Linked DNA regions of Homo sapiens: region 2 is linked to region 1. Evidence: chromatin loops called from intact Hi-C (ENCODE). Cell type or tissue: PC-3. All regions are shown on one strand. Each heading gives the region's core, and the rest is flanking DNA. Links, peaks and the distances in the headings are about the cores only.

The links. A loop is a pair of places that touch in the nucleus more often than their neighbours do. Peaks named below come from ENCODE experiments on the same cell type or tissue, not always from the same donor. Only the 100,000 strongest peaks of a DNase experiment are listed, where the experiment ranks them.
Region 2: a loop joins it to region 1, with 2.8 times the contacts of the local background. A loop is called at or near these places in 2 of 110 quality-filtered maps.

What each region holds. Positions count from the first base shown.
Region 1 is chr9:115,372,387-115,375,311 of GRCh38, reverse strand. All of the region lies in intron 4 of DELEC1 (deleted in esophageal cancer 1), which reads right to left. Among named protein-coding and RNA genes, the nearest start is that of DELEC1, 230 kb to the right of the region's middle. RefSeq lists an enhancer at 1,219-2,418. In PC-3, for the core only: no CTCF peak of the experiment used is centred there; DNase peaks (open chromatin) are centred at 1,741 and 2,141; H3K4me3 peaks cover 757 bases; H3K27ac peaks cover 2,128 bases.
Region 2 is chr9:115,497,349-115,500,273 of GRCh38, reverse strand. No RefSeq gene overlaps it. Among named protein-coding and RNA genes, the nearest start is that of DELEC1, 360 kb to the right of the region's middle. In PC-3, for the core only: no CTCF peak of the experiment used is centred there; a DNase peak (open chromatin) is centred at 1,773; H3K27ac peaks cover 1,346 bases.

The DNA of each region.
Region 1 (2,925 bases), core at 239-2,738:
AGAAAAAGCTATGCAGTGAAAGGAGACACATATAAAGAAAGATAATAAAAAAAATTTCCACCTTTCCCATTGTGCATTAAGTTTGACCTTGTACCGTCGATCTATTCATTATGGTGACACATGCTAAGAGCAAGATTTTTCAAGTTCTTCGTAATTCTATCCCTAGGCATTGCAACCATTACTAGCACAACTGTGGTATACCTTTCTCTTTGAACAAAGAGTCTGCGGACAAATGTGTCAGCTACAGGCATGTCATAGCTTATATCAGAAATATAAGGTGACAGCTAACCATATTCCAAACAGTCCCCCAAGCCATAAGGCCACAGAGAACATGCCTCCACTGGATTCTAAAGCTGACTTGCCATGAGTTTGATCATTAACTGTGGCTTATGAATTGCTGCTTCAGCCTTTTTTATTCAAGGTGACAGCTCCCTTTTTTAAAAAAGGTGAATTCTTAGCAGCAAGGATACACAGATGCTCTCTGCATCTTTTCCCTCCTCTCAGCCATCCTGTGGAGAATGAAGTACACATATTAGGGGAATGAAGTGGGTCCAATCTTGTATTAGGAATTGAGAATTCAATGATGAATTAGACATGGTTTTTGCTTTGGGGGAAATTCATCCTCATTTGATGAAACAAATAGGTTTATAGGAAATTCAATATATCATTGTCATTTTGCCAAAATTTATTTTATGCCAGGCATTACACAAATATCTCAGTGAATCTTACTACCAATCTAATAAGGTAGGTTTTGTTGCCCCAATTTATAGATCACATGTTCTGGGTCACAGAGCCAAGATCTCAACAAAAGTCTGTCTCATTCTGCACTCACTCGACTGTTCACAGTCTCCAATGGCTTCCCATTTTACTCATGGGAGAAGCCAAAGTCCTCACTGTGACCTAAATGACCCTATTTTTGTTTGCCATATTTACAGGATTTCCCCCAGTCTGAACACATGATAGAACTGTACTTCCTGCTTCCATATTTTAGGTCAATCCAACTAATCAGTTCATTCCAATGAATGATGTGTGGAAATAATGTGCATCAATTTCAGGCTGAGCATTGCTTCCCCAAGGTGAGACCCAGCAGAAATCTCTTTTTATTTTTTCCCCTATAATAGCACAGATATTCGTTGCTCTATAGTCAGAGTCCTAGAGCAAGGAAGACAGTGAAGTTGTGGGAGCAGAGGCCCCTTCTGGCCCACGATGAAAATTAGGCGAGTGGAAAAGTCACTGAGATTCCAGTTTGTTAATTATTGCATGTTGGCTGCCTAACCTCTCTTGATTGATAAAGCTGCTTTATTTTTTTTCTCTAACATATCACCACAGATCCTACTGTGTAGTTTACTTATTTATCATGGTATTTCCTGTCACCCACATGAGAATGTCAGCTCCATGAAGGCAAGGAGTAAGTTTAGCCAATTTTCTTCACTACTATATTCCCCATAGCAAGAACAGTGCATGGTTTGTTGTAGGAAATCAATAAGTCTTTGTTGAATAAATAGAATCAAGCTACCTCATTACATCTATGAGTGATAAGACAAAGTTATGTTTGGGAAGCTACTAAAACACACAAAAAGACTGATTCAAAATGAGGCTGGACTTGTGTCTTTCCCCCGTGTGACCCCAGTGTTTAGTGAGTGTCTGCATTGCGGGAACTCTATATATGATTGTTGAGCTGTTACAATGAAGAGCCTCTGCTGTGGCTTTTGTAACTAAATAACTCACCAGGCAAACATGCATTAATAATTACTCCACTCTCCTGGTGGTGAGACCTTCATCTATCACCCTGGAGGTCTTAGTCATGGCTTAGTCATGCCCAGTGACTCACCTCCATTCAGCTTTTCGCTTAGTGATGTTCCTCTCCTTTTTCTATAACCGTTTTCCTCCTTTCTGTTTTATTTTCTTTCCTTTTTCTTTTATTTTTAGAGATGGGGTCTCACCATATTGCCCAGGCTTGTCTCAAACTCCTAGGCTTAAGCAATCCTCCCATCTAGGCCTCCCAAAGTGCTGGTATTACAGGAGTGAGCCACCACACCTGGCCCTCCTTTCTCTTAATTCACACCCCATTCAGGTGTGTCTTGAATAGTCAGCCTCAAATGACTCTTAACCTCCTTTCAGGACAAAGCAACTCTTTTTGTTCCCTGTCACTAGAGGCATTTGTTCCAAATTGCAGCCTCAGGAAACTGCTGCAGGCAAACAGGTGGCGTATCTGTTGAAGGATCCTAAAGGAGATATACATTCTCTTCAAAATATCTTTGCACACTGGAAATAATGCTGACTTCTGCTTAGCTCTGAATGAACGTTCTTCTGAAGGATGTCTATTTGTTTGTCCAGGTGACATCTAAAGGACAAAGTTCCAAATCTGAACTTTCTTCTCCTGAAATCTTTTCCATTTTGGTGTTGACACCACTTTCAGGCACCCAAGCTCTCTTTGTAACCCAACTTGCAACCTTCACCTAAAGCAACAAAATCAAATGCCATCATGCTGTTGTCACCCCTTGTATCAGTCAGGGTTCTCCAGAGACCGAACCTACACTCACACTCACACACACACACATACACACACACACACACACACACACACACACACACACACACTTATCTTTAAGGAATTTTCTTACATGATTGTAGGGACTGATAAGTCTAAAATTTGGATGGCAAGCCAGTAAGCTAGAAATTCAAAATCTACAGAGCAGAGCAGGTCAGCAGACTGAAAACTCAAGTAGGATTTCCTCGTTACTCTTGAGGCAGAATTTCCTCTCTGAAAAACTTCAGTTTTATTTTTCAGGCCTTCAACTGATTGGATGAGACACATTGTCAAGAATAATATCGTTTATTTTAAGTCAACTGATTGTAAATGTTCATCGTGTCTACAAAATACTTTCACAGCAACATCTAAACTACTGTTTCACCAAACAACTG
Region 2 (2,925 bases), core at 278-2,777, 120 kb before region 1:
GTTATCAAGAAAGTAGTCTTATTATTCACTTCTAGCTTCTTCAGGCATCTTAAATTTTTTTCATTTTCCCATAGATACCATGATAGTTTTTGCTTAAGGGCAAAATTACTACTAACTTAGAGGATATATTTGTTCAAGTTAGAGAAAGACCTGATTTCTGTACAGAATTAGGAAGAACCTCTAGGTAGAGGAAGCCCCAAGAACCCATCACTTGACTTGTGAAAGTTGTCTTTTTGCAAAAAAAGAGAAAAAAAAAGGAAAAAGAAAAAAAAAAGCACTCCTTCCTCCAAGTAGATGTGTCTGGATTTTAGTCTCCACTTCATCATCAAACGGTGCCCAACAGGGATCAGGCTGCACAAAGATATGTACTAGGTATCTAAGTAGGGACATTGAACAGGCAATCTGATATAAGCCTCTCAAGCTTGAGATGGTCCTAGGTAGAGACACACCTTTGAGATTTATCAGATTATAAATATTGTATCTGTTTAGACATTATCCCCACCAAGAAGACTCTCCTTACACCTGAAATCTCAGACACCCAAAGAAGAGAAGGAAAAACAGGATATTGAGACATGGAGGAAGTCTTAGAAATCAGAGTTGATTCTTATGACCACTCATCACACAGACTCTGGATTTGAGAAGTTTTTTATAAATACAGGTGAAAAACTCATCACTAGCATCTTCAGCATTATGCAGTAAGCAAAACAGGCTTCCATGTTGGGCACACCTCCATCACAATTGTCATCACACTGTGAGGGTTAGTGTTTAATTATTTATAAATTTTTTTTAAAGTTTACCAGTTTAAACTGCCAAACTGTCTTGCACACCACTAATAGTGCACATTCCTCACTTTGTGATATACTGGGCTGGATGATTTTCCAACCCAGCCTGGAATTCAAGGGTCTAGTGAATGGTATAGATTAATGGGAATTCAGATAAGAAAAGAAGGCTTCCTGGATGCAATGGAAATTGTTAGTAAACTCATGTGCTTGGAATAGTTAAGCCATGAGCTCTAAGTTGTCTTGGACAGCCTACCTGAGTTCTAGCACAGAGACTGTCATAATGTTAAATCAATAAATATTCATAGCATGAATTAAGTTTGCCAAGAGGCTTGGCCTGAATTAGATGCCTCTGTAAATTATTTTATTCTATAAGTTATGGACTGCTGGATACAATCAAGTGATCAGTTTTTATATTCATAGTGCTAGTCAGCATTTGACAAGACACTCAACATGAACTTACTGTGTGGCTGCTATTACTCACTAATATAAAGGTTCCTTATGGCAGCCAGGAGTGATGGCCCATGCCTGTAATCCCAACACTTTGGGAGGCTGAGGCAGGTGGATCACTTGAGGCTAGGAGTCCGAGACCAGCCTGGCCAACATGGTGAAACCCTGTCTCTACTAAAAATACAAAAGTTAGCAGGGCATAGTGGTGTATGCCTGTAATTCCAGCTACTGAGAGGTTGAGGCTGAAGAATTGCTTGCACCGGGAGGTGAAGGTTGCAGTGAGCCGAGATCGCGCCACGGCACTCCAGCCTGGATGACTTCAAAAACAAAAAAAGAAAGAAAAGATTGCTTATGAGAATGTAGTCAGGATATTATGGTAGCATTATTAAGGCCATTAAGGGTGAGGGCATTTCCCCATTTAGTGTAACACCTTCAAAGAACACTAAAATATATCGTAAACATCCTCAGTGCTTGCTTACTCAACAGACAGAAGATTCATAAATCCAGTGAGTCATCCTATACCTGGCTCTGTACTGTCCCTCATGGGTAGGAAGCTGTTTGCACAGTTAGGTTTTCCCGGGAACAGAGGACAGCTTGCATTTTTTGGTTCCTGTTTATTTTCAGCAACTGTAGTCTTTCCAAACAGCAGTTCATGAGAATTTCAGAGACGTGCGACTGTCATGAGAAAGCTGTATAATCCAATAAGCCACTTGAGCCAAGATTTTAACCATGCAAGTGGCACATTAGTCTTTAAGGGGTAACCACTTTATCCAAGATGACCCAGCTGACCCAGGTGGCATCTTCCTATACTGCAGGGTGAGGCATAGAACGGGAGACTCAGTCTTCCCACAGTCTTAGCTGCTAGGCACAATGACATTCTTTGTTATTTATTCAGCTGTTAACCTGAGAACATATATAACTCCTTTTTGTTGTTGTTGAGACGGAGTCTTGCTCTGTCACCAGGCTTCAGTGTGGAGGCACCATCTTGGCTCACTGCAACCTCCGCTTCCTGGGTTCAAGTGATTCTCCCACCTCAGCCTCCCGAGTAGATGGGACTACAGCCACGCGCCACCACACCCAGCTAATTTTTGTATTTTTAGTAGAGACAGGGTTTCACCATGTTGGCCAGGATTGTCTCAATCTCTTGACCTCGTGATCTGCCCGCCTCGGCCTCCCAAAGTGCTGGGATTACAGGCGTGAGCCACTGCGCCTGACTCATATCTAACTCTTGACGAATCTGTTTAGTGAACCAAGGAAGAGATTAACTAGATAGCAACTGCTCATTTTTTTAAAAAAAAATAATCTCATGTTTGGGCTTAAGATACTTGTTTAGTCCCAGATTTGTCATTAATGTACTCTATGACCTTGGGCGACTTATTGATTCTTCTGGGCCTCAGTATACCGATCATAACAGAAATTAGAGTAACAAAACAACAACCTTAAAACGAAAATGAGATTGAAGGATTCAGTGGTCGCTAGGATTATTTCTGTTTCAAAGATGCGTGGTGCCAGAGTGTGACTGACATCCTATAAGCATTTTATGGGCTATAAACATCTAGGAGGCTACTTTCAGAAGCTGAGCTTCTGTGGATGTTAATTCTTGAAGATAATCTCTGATATATGCCCAAAACACAAGAAGAGCTGGCTGACATATAAACACACTTTGAGAAAGAAATGAGCAGGATGGAAATGGGAC